4 separate regions of the Homo sapiens genome follow, and all the other regions are linked to region 1. The links are chromatin contacts, found by Hi-C or POLR2A ChIA-PET in ENCODE. All regions are on one chromosome and are shown on one strand. Each heading gives the region's core, a stretch centred on a gene start or an enhancer-like site at or near the end of the contact. The rest is flanking DNA. Distances are from core to core; before and after follow the strand shown. Region 1 holds the start of NDUFAF3 (NADH:ubiquinone oxidoreductase complex assembly factor 3). Region 2 holds the start of INKA1 (inka box actin regulator 1). Region 3 holds the start of NME6 (NME/NM23 nucleoside diphosphate kinase 6). Region 4 holds the start of AMIGO3 (adhesion molecule with Ig like domain 3).

What was found. Hi-C counts contacts between places; a loop is a spot of excess contacts on that map. ChIA-PET counts read pairs that join two places held with the same protein, here RNA polymerase II (POLR2A). Pooled maps may share reads with other maps.
Region 2: a map of OCI-LY7 shows a loop between it and region 1 (7-fold over the local background). The contact joins the promoter of INKA1 here to the promoter of NDUFAF3 in region 1. A Hi-C loop is called at or near these places in 1 of 168 maps with a recorded cell type or tissue (OCI-LY7) and 5 of 50 pooled maps. POLR2A ChIA-PET finds 5 or more read pairs at or near these places in 3 of 52 experiments (IMR-90, K562 and activated T-cell).
Region 3: a map with no recorded cell type shows a loop between it and region 1 (9-fold over the local background). The contact joins the promoter of NME6 here to the promoter of NDUFAF3 in region 1. A Hi-C loop is called at or near these places in 3 of 37 single-sample maps with no recorded cell type and 6 of 50 pooled maps.
Region 4: a loop to region 1 is called in a map of CD8-positive, alpha-beta T cell, with 3 times the contacts of the local background. The contact joins the promoter of AMIGO3 here to the promoter of NDUFAF3 in region 1. A Hi-C loop is called at or near these places in 1 of 168 maps with a recorded cell type or tissue (CD8-positive, alpha-beta T cell), 3 of 37 single-sample maps with no recorded cell type and 7 of 50 pooled maps. POLR2A ChIA-PET finds 5 or more read pairs at or near these places in 3 of 52 experiments (CD4-positive, alpha-beta T cell, PC-9 and WTC11).

The regions. Positions count from the first base shown.
Region 1 is chr3:49,020,386-49,023,995 of GRCh38, forward strand. NDUFAF3 (NADH:ubiquinone oxidoreductase complex assembly factor 3) reads left to right here and starts at 1,736. Exons shown (of 5, transcript NM_199069.2): 1 at 1,736-1,836; 2 at 1,961-2,153; 3 at 2,317-2,383; 4 at 2,491-2,591; 5 at 2,671-3,110. The coding sequence starts at 1,760. The coding sequence ends at 2,787. MIR191 (microRNA 191) reads right to left here and starts at 324; the gene lies at 233-324. It also overlaps a transcript of DALRD3 not described here. RefSeq lists an enhancer at 823-1,592 and silencers at 1,108-1,310, 1,347-1,536, 1,757-1,856, 1,897-2,016, 2,077-2,126.
Region 2 is chr3:49,801,626-49,805,235 of GRCh38, forward strand. It overlaps INKA1 (inka box actin regulator 1), which reads left to right and starts at 1,636. Exons shown (of 2, transcript NM_203370.2): 1 at 1,636-1,818; 2 at 2,556-3,405. The coding sequence starts at 1,768. The coding sequence ends at 3,362. It overlaps UBA7 (ubiquitin like modifier activating enzyme 7), which reads right to left. Exons shown (of 24, transcript NM_003335.3): 24 at 3,584-3,610. It also overlaps a transcript of CDHR4 not described here. RefSeq lists silencers at 1,033-1,082, 1,473-1,912.
Region 3 is chr3:48,299,824-48,303,433 of GRCh38, forward strand. It overlaps NME6 (NME/NM23 nucleoside diphosphate kinase 6), which reads right to left and starts at 1,544. Exons shown (of 6, transcript NM_001308426.2): 1 at 1,530-1,544. RefSeq lists silencers at 1,247-1,446, 1,747-1,966 and an enhancer at 1,527-1,656.
Region 4 is chr3:49,717,944-49,721,553 of GRCh38, forward strand. AMIGO3 (adhesion molecule with Ig like domain 3) reads right to left here and starts at 1,741. Exons shown (of 1, transcript NM_198722.3): 1 at 1-1,741. The coding sequence starts at 1,522. The coding sequence ends at 8. RNF123 (ring finger protein 123) reads left to right here. Exons shown (of 39, transcript NM_022064.5): 36 at 2,568-2,710; 37 at 2,857-2,951; 38 at 3,077-3,162; 39 at 3,242-3,586. The coding sequence ends at 3,362. GMPPB (GDP-mannose pyrophosphorylase B) reads right to left here. Exons shown (of 9, transcript NM_021971.4): 9 at 1,973-3,610. RefSeq lists enhancers at 707-1,514, 996-1,105, 1,876-2,105 and a silencer at 3,100-3,277.

The sequences.
Region 1 (3,610 bases), core at 486-2,985:
GAGGCAGCCCTGGGGGAGTCACTACCATTGCAGCCCTACCCAGAGGTCCTGGGTCCACCCTCCCTCGCCAATCCTCCCCAGGGTTCCAGAGATGGCCACCAGCCTCGGCTCTCCCACGTCTACACCCATCACCTCCAGCCTGAGGGCGCAACTGAGAGGAACTGAGACCCAAGCAGCTCAGTAAAGTATGTCTGGGGGTCAGGGGCACCCCATCTGGGCCAGGGCGCTGCTCAGGCAGGAGAGCAGGGGACGAAATCCAAGCGCAGCTGGAATGCTCTGGAGACAACAGCTGCTTTTGGGATTCCGTTGCCCGCTGTCCAGCCGTTGGCGGGGGGCGGGGGAGCTCCTGCCCCCAGGTCACTCGCCCTGGGGCCACATCAGAACCCGCCCATCCCCAGTCCCAGGAGGAAGACCCGGGAGTAGGTTGTGAAACGGAGTCTAGAGGGAACAAGACGCTCACCTGGGCCACAGAACAATAGAAGGGGAGGTGGGGGCCTCCCCTGGGACCGGGTCCCGATCCGGATTAGATCCGTGGGGCAGGATTAGCCCTGTTGGTCCCACGAAGCCTGGGCCACTGGTGCGGTGACGGTGGTGGGGCGGGCTTCGGAATCCGTCAGGAGGGAAGCGCGCCCGTGGGGCCGGAGAGGAAGTAAACCCGCGCGTCCACCTCGGGGACACCCCCGCGCTCGGTGGCCTTTGTCCGGTGACGCTGCCAGCGCCCGGAGCACCAGGGGCCGAAGGGGTCCACAGAGCAGCCGCGGGACCCCCGGAAACCCATTGCGACCGGCCCCAGGAGACCCACCACCAGGCTCCCACTGTGCCGAGCTTCCCGCTCGCCCGGCCCCGCGGGTAGCGAAAGCGACAATGTTCCCCTGAGGCCACGACAGAGCCGGCGTGCCGAGATGCCCAAACCCCGCGCGGGGGCCAGCGACTCTCGCGCCAGTAGGCCCTTGACTTGGATCAAGACGGGGGACGGGGGACTCCCAGGACGCGAGCAGAGTGAACGAGGACAAGGTGATGCTCCACGCGCTTCTACTTCAAGTCTGGTCCGGTTCGGCCTGGTCTGGGCCAGCCGAACAGCCACCCAAACACTATCACAGCTTGCCCTTCCGCTTGCTCTGGCTGCCTGCAGACTTGGAGCCATTTTAAGGAGAAACCACCTGGCCACGCCCCCTAGAGAACCCGAGAAGCCAATCCACGCTCGGCCACGCCCCTCTCCGCGCGCTGCGGAGAGGCCAACGGTCGCGCGGGTGACGGTTAGGGCGGGGCGTGCTTCCGCGTCTAGCCGGAGAAACTTGAGCCGGCTGCCCCGCCCACGGTGCCCGAAGCCCCAAAGGCTGGAATTAGGGGCTAGAAGTCTGGCACCCACCGCCTGGCCAGGTGTTCGGGACGCGACCAGGTGGGCGGTCGCCCCGCCCCGGGAGCGCGGCTTAATAGCTGAGAGCCCGGGGGCCAGGCCGCGGCTGCGGCCCAGGCAACGCCCTGAGGGTGGCCACGCTGCCAGGTGTTCCACTCCCCCGGGACTATGGGCAAGGGCCCGGGGCGGGGAGGGCGGCAGGTGCTGACACTGGAGCTGCGCCGGAGGTCGGGGAACTCGGCCTCCTAAGACTGAGGACACTCGCCTGCTGGGCCGGTCGAGCTGTGCGGTGCCCTCCGGGACGCAGGGGGCGCTGCAGCCACGCTGGGTCAGGCTCCGCAGGGCCCTCCCAACCCGGGGACTAACGGCGCCGGTGACGACTTCGCCGCGCGTTGGTCAGCCATGGCCACCGCTCTCGCGCTACGTAGCTTGTACCGAGCGCGACCCTCGCTGCGCTGTCCGCCCGTTGAGCTTCCCTGGTGAGCTTGGACCCCGCGCCCTCGACCATCCAGCCCCCTAGGGCCGGCGACTGCCAGCCCAGCACCTTCCGGCCTCTCGGGCTGCCCGGCCCGGCCCCGCGCCCCTGACCCTTTCCCTCCGCAGGGCCCCGCGGCGAGGGCATCGGCTCTCGCCGGCGGATGACGAGCTGTATCAGCGGACGCGCATCTCTCTGCTGCAACGCGAGGCCGCTCAGGCAATGTACATCGACAGCTACAACAGCCGCGGCTTCATGATAAACGGAAACCGCGTGCTCGGCCCCTGCGCTCTGCTCCCGCACTCGGTGGTGCAGTGGAACGTGAGTCCTGGCCCGCAGTGTGGAAACTGAGGCCCAGAGTCACAGGCCCTCACCCTGCTTGGTCCCTGCAAACTTGGCTTTCCTCTGTCTCCTCCTGCAGTGGATGGAGATGGGGAGAGGCTGCGTGGATTTGTCGTATTAAATGTGCCTCCTCCCTGCACAGGTGGGATCCCACCAGGACATCACCGAAGACAGCTTTTCCCTCTTCTGGTTGCTGGAGCCCCGGATAGGTACTGGGGAAGGGGAGGGAGAACAGAGGTGTTCTGGGCCCCAGAAGGCGACCCCCACTGCAGCCTCTCAACAGAACTGTAGACTAGCCACACCCACCCTTCCCTAGAGATCGTGGTGGTGGGGACTGGAGACCGGACCGAGAGGCTGCAGTCCCAGGTGCTTCAAGCCATGAGGCAGCGGGGCATTGCTGTGGAAGTGCAGGACACGGTGAGTCCCGGGACTGGGGCATGCTGCGGGGAGCACAGGCCTGGCGCTAGACAGGCTGATGCTGGCCTTTTCTTTGCAGCCCAATGCCTGTGCCACCTTCAACTTCCTGTGTCATGAAGGCCGAGTAACTGGAGCTGCTCTCATCCCTCCACCAGGAGGGACTTCACTTACATCTTTGGGCCAAGCTGCTCAATGAACCGCCAGGAACTGACCTGCTGACTGCACTCTGCCAGGCTTCCCAATGCTTTCACTCTTATCTACCCTTTGGCACTTATCTTGCTTATCAACATAATAATTTATACACTTCTCCCATTTTGTATCAGGTGTGTTGCTGGCCAGGAGCTGATGGCTCACTGGGCTCTTGGAGGGGAATGTGAAGAAACCAAGGAGTCACTTTTTCATCTAGATTACTTAGGATTCCTTGACTTTTCAGAAGTCGGGAAGCAGTATGTTTGCCTGTTGTAGACCTACTTGCTCACATGCAGATTTGAGAGGACCTCAACGGCTTTTCTCACAAAATCGCTGATTGTTTTTCTTTTTTTGAGATGGAGTCTCGCTGTCGCCCGGGCTGCAGTGCAGTGGCGTGATCTTGGCCCACTACAACCTCCACCTCCTGGATTCAAGCGATTCTCGTGCCTCAGCCTCCTGAGTAGCTGGAATTAGAGGCCCCTACCACTACACTGGGCTTTTTTTTTTTTTTTTTTTTCTGGAGATGAGTCTTGCTCTTTCGCCAGGGTGGAGTGCAGTGGCGCAGTCTCAGCTCACTGCAACCTCCGCCTCCTGGGTTTCAGTGATTCTCCTGCCTCAGCCTCCTGAGTAGCTGGGACTAGAGGTATGCATCACCACGCCCAGCTAATTTTTGTATTTTTAGTAGAGAAAGGGTTCACCATGTTGGCCAGGATGGTCTCGAACTCCTGATCTCAAGTGATCCACCTGCCTCCCAAAGTGCTGGGATTACAGACGTGAGCCAATGTGCCTGGCCGAGAGAGATTCAAGTTAGGGAATATATATGTGTGTTG
Region 2 (3,610 bases), core at 386-2,885, 780 kb after region 1:
AGTCTTTCCCAGATCAGTTTATGGCAATTTCATCCAACCAGCTGTTAATGCCAGAAATGTAGGAGTCATGCTTGATGCCTCTTTTCCTGCCCACATCCATGCATCAGCAAGACTTGATTTTAGTTCCAAAACATACCCCAAAGTGACCCCCTTCAGTGCACCTGCCCTGCCCAGGCCTAGGCCCTCCCCTTCGTTGCCTGGATGAGGGCAGGGACTTCCACTCTTATTGCAGAATCCTTTTCTGAAAGCAGCTGGGATTATCTAAACAAGGGCTAGCCCAGGTCATTCCTGCTCAAAGGCCCCCATTGCTCCTCATCACACCAAGAACAAAACCCACATTCTGCTCTAAGGCCGTTAGAGCCTGGTTTTGCTGACCTTTTCCCTCCTGCCACCACCACCAATCACAGACACCTGGGCCTTCTTTATGTTTGGCCCTGTCCAGCTCCTGTCCGTCGGGGTCTCTTCCCTGGCTGCTCCTTCTGCCTAGAATGTTCTTCTTCTCCTTCTTCTCCTTCTCCTTCTTCTCCTTCTCCTCCTCCTGCTTCTTCTTCCTTTCTTTTTTTTTTGAGACGGAGTCTCACTCTGTCGCCCAGGCTGGAGTGCAGTGGCGCGATCTCCGCTCACTGCAAGCTCCGCCTCCCGGGTTCACGCCATTCTCCTGCCTCAGCCTCAGGAGTAGCTGGGACTACAGGCGCCCGCCACCACGCCCGGCTAATTTTTTTTGTATTTTTAGTAGAGACGGGGTTTCACCATGTTAGCCAGGATGGTCTCGATCTCCTGACCTCGTGATCCGCCCGCCTCGGCCTCCCAAACTGCTGGGATTACAGGCGTGAGCCACCGCGCCCGGCCAGAATGCCCCTCTTCTTGATTGCATCTTGATGTCACCTCCTGTGAGACTGACTTTCCCCAAGCTAGCCCACGGCCCTCATTCCCTGGTATTTTCCTGTTGCTGGTATGTCCAGTCTGTCTGCAGCTACACTACCCTTGAGCCTAGCCTGTGTTGATAGAGCAGCCTCAGCACCGACCCTCAGTCTGCACCTGGTACCGGCAAAGGGAATGCCGACGGTCGCGCGTCGCCGCTGGACTCGCGACTAGCCAAGCACTCCCCACTAGAGGGCAGTCCCGTCTAGCTCGGTTGGGACGCGGCTGAGGCCCCGCCGGTGCGCTGCCACAAAGTCCCGCCCTCTCTTGAGTCCTCAGACGGGCTGAACCCCACTTCCATCCCGTTCAGGGAGTGCCAAGGCCAGCCTCACGAATGGGTCCCGTGGGTCAGGCCCCGAGGGTCCACAACCTCTCTGGGTCCGACCATCCGGGGTGCTCTGCCTATGTGCGGACGCAGCACGGCGCCCCGTGAGAGGGACCGCTATTTCACCATTGAACAAACGGGGAGGATGAGGCCCCCGCACGGAGGCGACCTGTCCTGCGTCACGCAGCAAACGCAGGGTCCACTCAACAGTCTGGGGGCTCGGGGGGTCCCCGTACCGGCCCCGTCCGGCTTCCAGTTATGACCCCGCCCTTCCCACCCAGAACCGCGGCGGAGTCGGGAGGGACGCCGGGCTTTAGCCCCGCCCCCTTTGGCCGCGGGGCCGGGGCGGGGCGCGGCTGCCAGATGTCGGGGCGGCGGCGGCGGGAGCTACGGAGAGCGAGGAGTCGCGCAGGCAGGCGGAGGCTGAGGGCGCCGCTGGCCGGCCCTCCCAGCCCTCTCCGCGCGGCTCCGCCGGGGTTCCAAGAGGAGCTAGTAGGTTCGGTGGGGGCCCTGGCATGGACATGCACAGCGCTCGGCTTGACAGCTTCCTTAGCCAGCTCCGCTGGGAACTGGTGAGGCTCGGGAGCGGGTGTGGTTAGTGAGGACGCGTGCGGGATGCCAGGCTGCCGCCCGGCCGGAACAACAGACGGGTGCGGGGTGGCTCCAGCGTGCCGGTCCGAGGCGGGGTGGGGGCGGCGTGGCGCATATGGCTCAGATGGCCCGCGTCGGGTTTCGGACGGTTGGGAACTGAGCTGAGCATCAGATAACAGCATCCAGCTGGCCGTGCTGCTGGAACGGCGCGGGAGGAGAGAGTGGAAGGGGGACTTCTTTGGGGGCGGGGCATGGGGCGGCAAGGGACTAACGAGGTGCTGGCGCTGCTGTGAACGCCCCCTACTTCAGGCTGGCCTATGCCTCCCTTCTCTACCCCTCACCTAGCAAGCGCTCTTTCTGTGAAAGACGCTTTGGGCTTTGGGAGCTGAATCCCCCAATAGGCACGGGATGCCCCTCCAGTCCTGGGCAGGACCTACTTCCCCGTTCAGGCCCGCAACCCTGCCTGCCTGCCCGCCCGCCCTGGTGGCGGGTGCCGACTTGCCCGGCCCTGCATGCTGCAGCCTGCCAGACTGCCACCAGGTCGGTGGATGAGAACCACACCAGCTTCGAGTGCCAGCACCCCTATGCCTGCCCTGTGCTCACTAACACCCTGCTGCCCAGGCCAGCAGGCCTATCTAACCTTCCTGGACCCTCTGTTCTCTGGGCTGGCCTGGTGACAAGTGATACCTCTCCGACTTCTGCCCTCTCTTCCCCTCAGTTGTGTGGTCGGGACACAGGCTCACCCTCAATGCCTGGTCCCCTGCAGCCAACCTCCCAAACTGGCCCAGATGTGCAGCCCAGCCACCAGCTTAGGGCCTCGGGTGCCTTGGAAGAGGACTCAGTCTGCTGTGTGGAGGAGGAGGAAGAGGAGGAGGAGGAAGCAGTGGTGACAGAAGACAGGGATGCAGCCTTGGGAGGCCCCAGGGAGCATGCCCTGGACTGGGACTCTGGCTTCTCGGAGGTGTCAGGCAGCACATGGCGAGAGGAAGAACTGCCTGTATCCCAGCGCCCAGCACCCTCAGCACAGCCCCTTCGTAGGCAGTGCCTCTCAGTCAGTGGCCTCCCCATGCCCAGCAGGGCCCCTGTAGCCAGTGTACCACCTGTCCACCATCCACGGCCCAAGTCCACCCCAGACGCCTGCCTGGAGCACTGGCAGGGACTGGAAGCAGAGGACTGGACAGCAGCCCTACTGAACAGGGGTCGCAGTCGCCAGCCCCTGGTACTAGGGGACAATTGCTTTGCTGACTTGGTGCACAACTGGATGGAGCTGCCTGAGACAGGGAGTGAAGGGGGTGACGGAGGTGGGCACCGTGCCCGTGCTCGGCCCCCTCAGTTCCTGCTTGGCCTCTCTGAGCAGCTTCGGCGCCGGCTGGCCAGGGCTCGGCGGACAGCTATGGCAGGAAAGCGGCTGTCATGCCCACCTCGCCCAGAACCTGAACTGCCTGCGGATGTCTCACGCTTTGCAGCTCTCATGAGCTGTCGTAGCCGCCAGCCCATCATCTGCAATGATGTCAGCTACCTCTGACCCTGCCCTCCAGCCTGGGACAATAAAAGCCTTTTTTCTAGACTGTCCTGGCTCCATACCCCTGAGGCACTAAGAGGCAGCCCCAGCCCTGTGAGGCACTGCCCAGGGAGACAAATCTTCTGAAGAGCTTTTTTTCTCTGTGTGAAGGTCCCTGTCATGCCCATGTCACACCCGTGTGCATTAGTGCACTGTTTTCTATCGTCCATCCTCTCTGCAATGCCTTCCTTTAACAAGCATTTATTGAGTGC
Region 3 (3,610 bases), core at 294-2,793, 720 kb before region 1:
ACACCCAATCTAACCAGTACAAGATCAGCTAACCCACTCTCCCTAATGCCACAGGTGGTAACACGTCATTTTCAGCAACTGTCTACAGAGACATCCATGACACCTCCCCTCCCTCACTCTTCATATCCACACGATCACCAACTTCTGGCAATTTTCCCTACCTAATATATCTCAAAACCCATACCATTCTCCCATCCTCAACTGCTACCACCATAACTCTAAGACATCATCATTCCCCTCTGGACATCTTGACAGCCTCCTCTTTGGTCTCCCAGTTTCTGTCCTGCCAACCTCTACAATCTCCACACAGCAGCCAAAGTGAACCACACATGAAAATCTAATCATATGGTTCCCCTCCTTAACCCTTTAAAGGGCACCCTGTTCTTAGAATAAAAACCAAAATCCTTATCACGGCCTCCCAGGCTCTGCATGATCTTGTGGTTCCCCACGTACCTCTCTAGCCTCATCTGGAACCCCACACTCCTTAAGTTTCTCTAGCTCCAACCTCATGGGCCTTTCAGTTTTGAAAGAATTTCTGGCTTGACAGCCTTTGTGTGAGTAGTTTTCGCAGTCCTGAATGTGCTTTCTCTGGTTGCCTCCTGCCCACCTTAGTGATCTTAGCTCACTTCCCGTTACACTTTCTCACAGCTCCTTGCAAGTTCCCTTCAGTTCCGTCTTCACCACCAGAAGGTGTAAGCAGTACCTAGCACACAGCTGGCTCTTAACAGTATCTGAATGAACCAACGAATGCACCTCATCCAGCCATTCCAAGGCCAGGCTGCTAGGGGTTCTCGTGGCAAGAACACGCGGCCTGTAGGGAGGACATGGTTCCTTTACTAACGCAGCTAAGTTGTGGCTGTCTTGACTCTTGGTTTACAACAAACTGACAAGTCGAGAATCCTGTTAGACTTAAAGGTGACTCCATGAGAATTAAAAATTTTAGGCAGGGCGCGGTGTCTCACGCCTGTAATCCCAGCACTTTGAAAGACCGAGGCGGGCGGATCACGAAGTCAGGAGATCAAGACCATCCTGGCCAACATGGTGAAAGCCCGTCTCTACTAAAAATACAAAAAAATTAGCCAGGCATAACGGCGCGCGCCTACAGTCACAGCTACTAGGGAGGCTGAGGCAGGAGCATTACTTGAACTCTGGAGGCGGAGGCTGCAGTGAGCCGAGATCGCGCCACTGCACTCCAGCCTGGCGACAGAACCAGACTCCGTCTCCAAAACAAAAAAAAAGTAAAGCTGTCGGTACACTGCCACCCCAGCACTCGAGGGGGCCACCACTCGCTTCCTGGAGGGCGGCGGCCCAGCCCTGGTCCACCCACGCGCGGCCGGGACCTGCGCCCCTACCCCCGTGGCCACGCCCTCCAGCCCCCCGGGCTCACGGCCTCAACTCTCGACCCAGCCCCCTACTTCTCTAGGCCTGCAACCGCGCAGCCCTCACCCCTCGTACCCGGGGCCTAAGCCCACCCCAGATTCTGGGTCATTCGGAGCCCCAGTGCAGCAGAAGTCCGGCTGCGGGTTCACCTTGTCCTCCGGCACAGGGCCCGGCCACCAGGCGCCACGCTGGATAGCCTGCGGCCCTCGCAGGGTCCTTCAGGCGCTCCCTGGGCAGCCCTGCTCGGGGTCCTAGTCCGGTTGCGCCGCGGCGTGAGGTGAGGTGTGAGTTGCCCTGGAGGGTGGCGGGTTTTCCAGGCGCATGCATTTGCCGCGGACGGGACGAGAGGATGAAGCCGTTCTGGGCGCCGGAACTCGCTTGTGGGAACCGCCCCTCGGAAGCCGGCCTGGGCGCCCTCGGAAGCCGGCCTGGGCGCCCTCGGCGGGAGGGAGTGCTGGGCCGGGTGCTGGCGCAGCGCTACGCAGGGTGGCGGAACCCAGAGGACCGGACGGGCTCGTTCAGGGTGGCGGCCCGGCGGGGGCGATGCCCGCCAGCAGAGACACCGATGGAAACCTTGCCCAGTTATTTTCTTTGCCCAGGGTAGTTCCTGGAACATGGTTGATGCCCAGTATTTGTCAAAAGTACGCGGAGGGCAAAGAACTTAAGCGCTCGATAGCGAAGGCACAGGCCCTTCAAAGTCTTTTGAGCTCTGAGCGATACATTAGCATGAAGGATCGTAGCTAATATGGGGGTTGATGAAGGAGGATCCTTGGCTGGAGCCCAGGTGTGCATAGGGCATGAGGAAAGCAAGTCATAACGGCCTTTCACGTGTCATTAGGAATCTGGGCAGCAGGGTGTGGTTTGGGTTACTCTGGAGTCTATTGACGCAGCCCAGGGTGAGGAGATGAGAACTGGGGGTATTCCTGGTGTGTACTGTGATGTATGGAGAGGATGGGGACAGGGAGAATGGATCGGGGGTCAGCTGTGGCAGGTGACCAGAAACTTGGTGACAGGTTGAATAAAGATGGTTAAAAAAAAAAAAAGTGTTTTGGTTTCTTGGGTTTTTTTTTTTTTTTTTGAGGGAAATCACTGAGAATGAGAAGAATGAAAATAAACGATAACTGTCATCAATGTAAAGACTTACTTGCACATTTAACTGACTTCGGTGTCTGCCTACACAGGTGTTGCCCTCTTGGAAGGTTTATCCCCAACTCATGGCTTCTGTCCCTGCAGCAATAAGAAGCCACTTCCCAATAGTTTCCTGATACCCAGTCACCTTTGGGAACTTACGAGGAAAGTTTTTCCAGTCTCTCCGCAGACCCTTGCATCTCTTCTCTTTTTGTTTAGACCCTTGACCACCACCCCCTATTCTAATCTTAACTCCTCTGCTACTCAGTTCCAATCCTAACCCAAGCCCTAGTCCCTAAATTTATAATCCTTTAATCCTAGACCTGGTCTCTAGATCCTGAGCCCTTGATGCTTATCTTCTAACCTCCTAATCCCAACCTCAAATCCCTAAACCTCAACCCATGAATTCTGACCTGATTCTCAAACCCCAGGCCCCCAACCCTGACTCCAAAAATGACAACCCATTACTTCTCCCTACACGGAATCACTGACGGAGTTGTAGCAACTGAATCTGCAGTAGGCCAAAGGACCCAGTGAGTTAGCCAGCAAACTACTCTAAATAAAAGATATGGTGGATAACAGCAAGCCTAAACAAATCTTCCTCAAAGATGAGCAACACAAGTCCCAGTCATTATGACAATACCTCTGTATCTCAACAAAGGGGCTTAAATCAGCAAGTCATCCCAGCCCCTGAAGGAAGAGAACAGTCCTTGTAAGTTGCAAAGCTCTCAGAGGACATGGGTGGCTCAGTAAAGCCCCTGTTCTAGGACACAGCAAAAGAAGCAACACAATAACCACCATGGCCCAGCAGATGAGGGCCACAGCCAGCATCGCCACCCCTGAGTCTGCCTTCCCAGTATGATCATCAGGACTTCAGAAGTCCCAGCAAACCAGTTAAACAGAAGACAAGAACCTTATGTGAAACCAAATTCCAGACAACTGATACAGATGGCATTCCAGAATCTGCAGCATTCCAGCATGCAACAAACTGCAATAAGTGACACAGATCTCTCCCCGACAGACACCTTATGAGAAGCAAGGGGAAAAAAATGCTCCAATAAAATGGAATCCCAGAATCTCTTCACCATCCCACCCTCAAACC
Region 4 (3,610 bases), core at 491-2,990, 700 kb after region 1:
GGGCAGTCTAGGTTGTCATGGGACCCTCGGAGCCTATGGAGCTGGCGGACTCAGAGCCAGCCTTCAGCTGCAGGCCTCCAGGGTTGTAGAGATCGAATTCCTCAGCTACTGCCAGCTGCACGCGGCCATTGAGGCCCCTCCGGCCTGGCTCCAGAAAGACTACGTGCTTGTGGACGCTGGCCTTGCGGCTGGGTGCGTCTGGCGGTGTGGTGCTGAGTACTGAGGACTGTGCGCTCAGCTCTTGGAGCGGGCTGGGTGTTTGGGGCCAGCGGCGGCAGCGGCAGGCACGGCGGCAGCAGCGGCAGGGTGGGGCGAACAGGTAGAGCAGCACGAGCACAAGGCCCACGGCACAGCCCAGCAGTGTGGTGAAGCCTGTGTTGAAAGCCTCGGGCTCTGGGCGCGGAAAGTGCACGCTCACGTTGTACTCGTGCGTCTGGTTGTGGTGCAGGCGGGGCCCAGTGGCCAGGCACACGAAGAGTCCCGCATGCTGCTCCTGTACGTTGCCTATGGCCAAGCTGCCGTCGGCCAGCACCGCGATGCTGCCATCGCGGGATCCTGGCGCCCTGAGAAGCTCCTGCTGCGGCGAAACCCAGGCAATGCGCATGGCCGGGACGCTGGTGTTGCAGTAAAGCCTCAGGGACCGACCCACCAGCGCGTACAGGTGCTCTTCCGGCCGCTCTAGGCCAAGAGCTGGGGCCGACGAGCAGTTCTCAAAGACGCGGCTGTGCTGGAAGAAGCGCACGCGGGACGCGGGTACCTTGAAGGCCAAGCATACGTACTCGCGCGCAAAGTCGCGCACGGCGCTCAGGCCCCGCTGGTGCCAGCGCTGTAGCAGGTGGTAGAGGCGGCAGTCGCAAGGCAAAGGGTTGTTGTGCAAGTAGAGGCCGTTCTTGAGGAAGGCCGGCAGCGCGGCCAGCTCAGGTACGGAGATGTGTCCCAGCCGGTTGGAGGAGAGGTCCAGAGTAAGCAGGTGGGTGGCGCTCAGACCGTGCAGGTGGTCGAAGGAGAACGAGGCGAGTTCGTTGCAGCCCAGGTAGAGATGGCTGAGCGCGCGCAGGCCGTGGAAGGCATGCTCGTCCAAGTGCACCAAGCGGTTATTGAACAGAAGCAGCTTCTCCAGCGCCCCCAGCCCGTCGAGGTCGTGGCGGCCAAGCGCCCGCAACGTGTTAGATGATAGATCGAGCAGCCTCAGGCCGCTGGCGTTGACGAAGACGCCGCGACCCAGCGCATCTAGTTCGTTGTGGTCTAGGTGCAGGGCGCGCAGCTGGAAGAGGGGCGCCAACCAGCCGGGGCGCAGGCGCTGGAGCGCGTTGTGGCTCAGGTCGAGGTCCGCAGTAGCGGCAGGTAACTCGGCTGGCACGTCCTGCAGCCCTAGGCCAGTGCAGCTTAGCAGGTCGGCAGCGCAGATACATTTGTAGGGGCAGTTGTGGAGCGCACGGGGCGGGAAACCCTCGGAGTCCGGGGTGCCTAACCCAACGCGCAGCATGCAGAGCAGTGTCCCCAGCAGCACCAACCAGGTCATGGCGGCGACCACCAGGGACAGTACAGAGCAGCTCTGTGCAGGTTGCAGTTCCAGGACTCACCCTCTTCTGCTCTAGTGCGACATGGGTGGCACCGGATGGCCCTTGCCGAGGAGGCACGGCGGGTTCTTGCCAGCCGACGGCCCCTACTCTCCGGTTCCCAGGTTGTGAGGCGGTGCGGCACTCTTAGCCGCGCTCCCTTCGGCTTCGCTAGCCCTCTCCAAGCGAGTTCCTGATCGGCTCCTAAATACTCCCCCCAGGGGCGGGGCCCGGGCTCCTATTGGTTCCCGTTTGAGGAGGCGGGGCGGCTACATCCCTTTGTGCCCAATGGCCCCGCATGACCGCCAGATGGGGAGCAAGGCCAACCCCAAAGTCCCCGTCAGCCTTTGGCTGGCAGCTCTCCGCCGCTCGTTTTTCCTCGGGGAGTAAAAGGGGGAGTCTGGAAGAATGTCTCCAAGCTGCTGTTAGTGTTTATTTGAAGTGACTTTGAAGGACTGATAATATTATGGGGCAGGCAGACTCTCACTATCTTAAGGTGGTTCGCCTGAGCCTTCTTAAAGTGGTACCCCAGGCCGGGCGCGGTGGCTCACGCCTGTAATCCCAGCACTTTGGGAAGCCAAGGCAGGTGGATCACCTGAGGTCAGGAATTCGAGACCAGCCTGGCCAACCTGGTGAAACCCTGTCTCTACTAAAAATACAACAATTAGCCGGGCGTGGTGGTGGGCGTCTGCAATTCCAGCTACTCGGGAGGCTAAAGCAGGAGAATCACTTGAACCCGGGAGGTGGAGGTTGCAGTGAGCCGAGATCGTGCCATCGCACTCCAGCCTGGGCAACAGAGCGAGACTCGTCTCAAGAAAAAAAAAAAAAAAACAGGCTGTGTGGCACCTTACTAGAATACAGGACTTGGGGTTTGGGAAGCAGGGAGACGGAAAGGATGCAGGGGGGGTGATCATGTACGAGCCATGGCACTCCTCATTGGCAATCCCAAGAGAGACTTTTAGCCAGGCCCCAAGCCTTCTGACTGCCCTTGCACCCTCCCCTACCTAGGAGAGAGCAAGCCACATCAGTGCTCCTGGCAGATCCCTGCTTCCAGCTACGCTCAATATGCTATCTCCTGGGACAGCCAGAGCCCCCAGCACCTGGCACTGCTCTGCCAGCCCCTGACCGGAAGCGCTTCTCCCTGCAGAGCTGTGAGTGGGCTGGTGGGGCAGGTCAGGGAAATCTGGGGCTGGGTCGGGTCAGGAGCCTTAAGAACAGCAAAGTCCTAGGCTGGGAATATTCAAGAGGCATCACATCCTCAGCTACCTCTGACTTGACACTACCTACCACTCCCCAGATGCGGATTATATCAGTGCCGATGAGCTGGCCCAAGTGGAACAGATGCTGGCGCACCTGACCTCTGCATCTGCCCAGGCAGCAGCTGCCTCCCTGGTGAGTGGGAACACGGTGCACAGGTCCATGCCACTTGAATATGTGTGCACTCCTACACAGGCACAACGGACATCCACATAGCCAGGCATCCAACTCCAGCCCACCCTTCACTCTCCTCCCTGCAGCCCACCAGTGAGGAGGACCTCTGCCCCATCTGCTATGCCCACCCCATCTCTGCTGTGTTCCAGCCCTGTGGCCACAAGTCCTGCAAGTAAGTGGGCCCCACAGCTTGGTGGTGGGGAGAGCAGTAGGTACATGCAGGGCAGTCCTCATCCCCTCCCCTGTTGTAGAGCCTGTATCAACCAGCACCTGATGAACAACAAGGACTGCTTCTTCTGCAAAACCACCATCGTGTCTGTAGAGGACTGGGAGAAGGGAGCCAATACGAGTACTACCTCCTCAGCTGCCTAGCCCTCACAGCCTGTGCCATCCTGGAACCTCCACCTTTGAACCCAGAGCCAGGCTGGGCCCTATTTATGAGCTCCCTTTGCCCTTCTCCTGTATCCCACACCACCACATCCAACCTCCTTGCCTGCCTGTATCCTCATTGGTGGGAGCCCAGCCATGGCCCTAATTGTGCCTGAGCTTGACTTTCAGTCAGGGCCACAGTGAGCATTAAATTATTATTCCATACAGCCCTGGCCCTGGCCCTTCTTGAG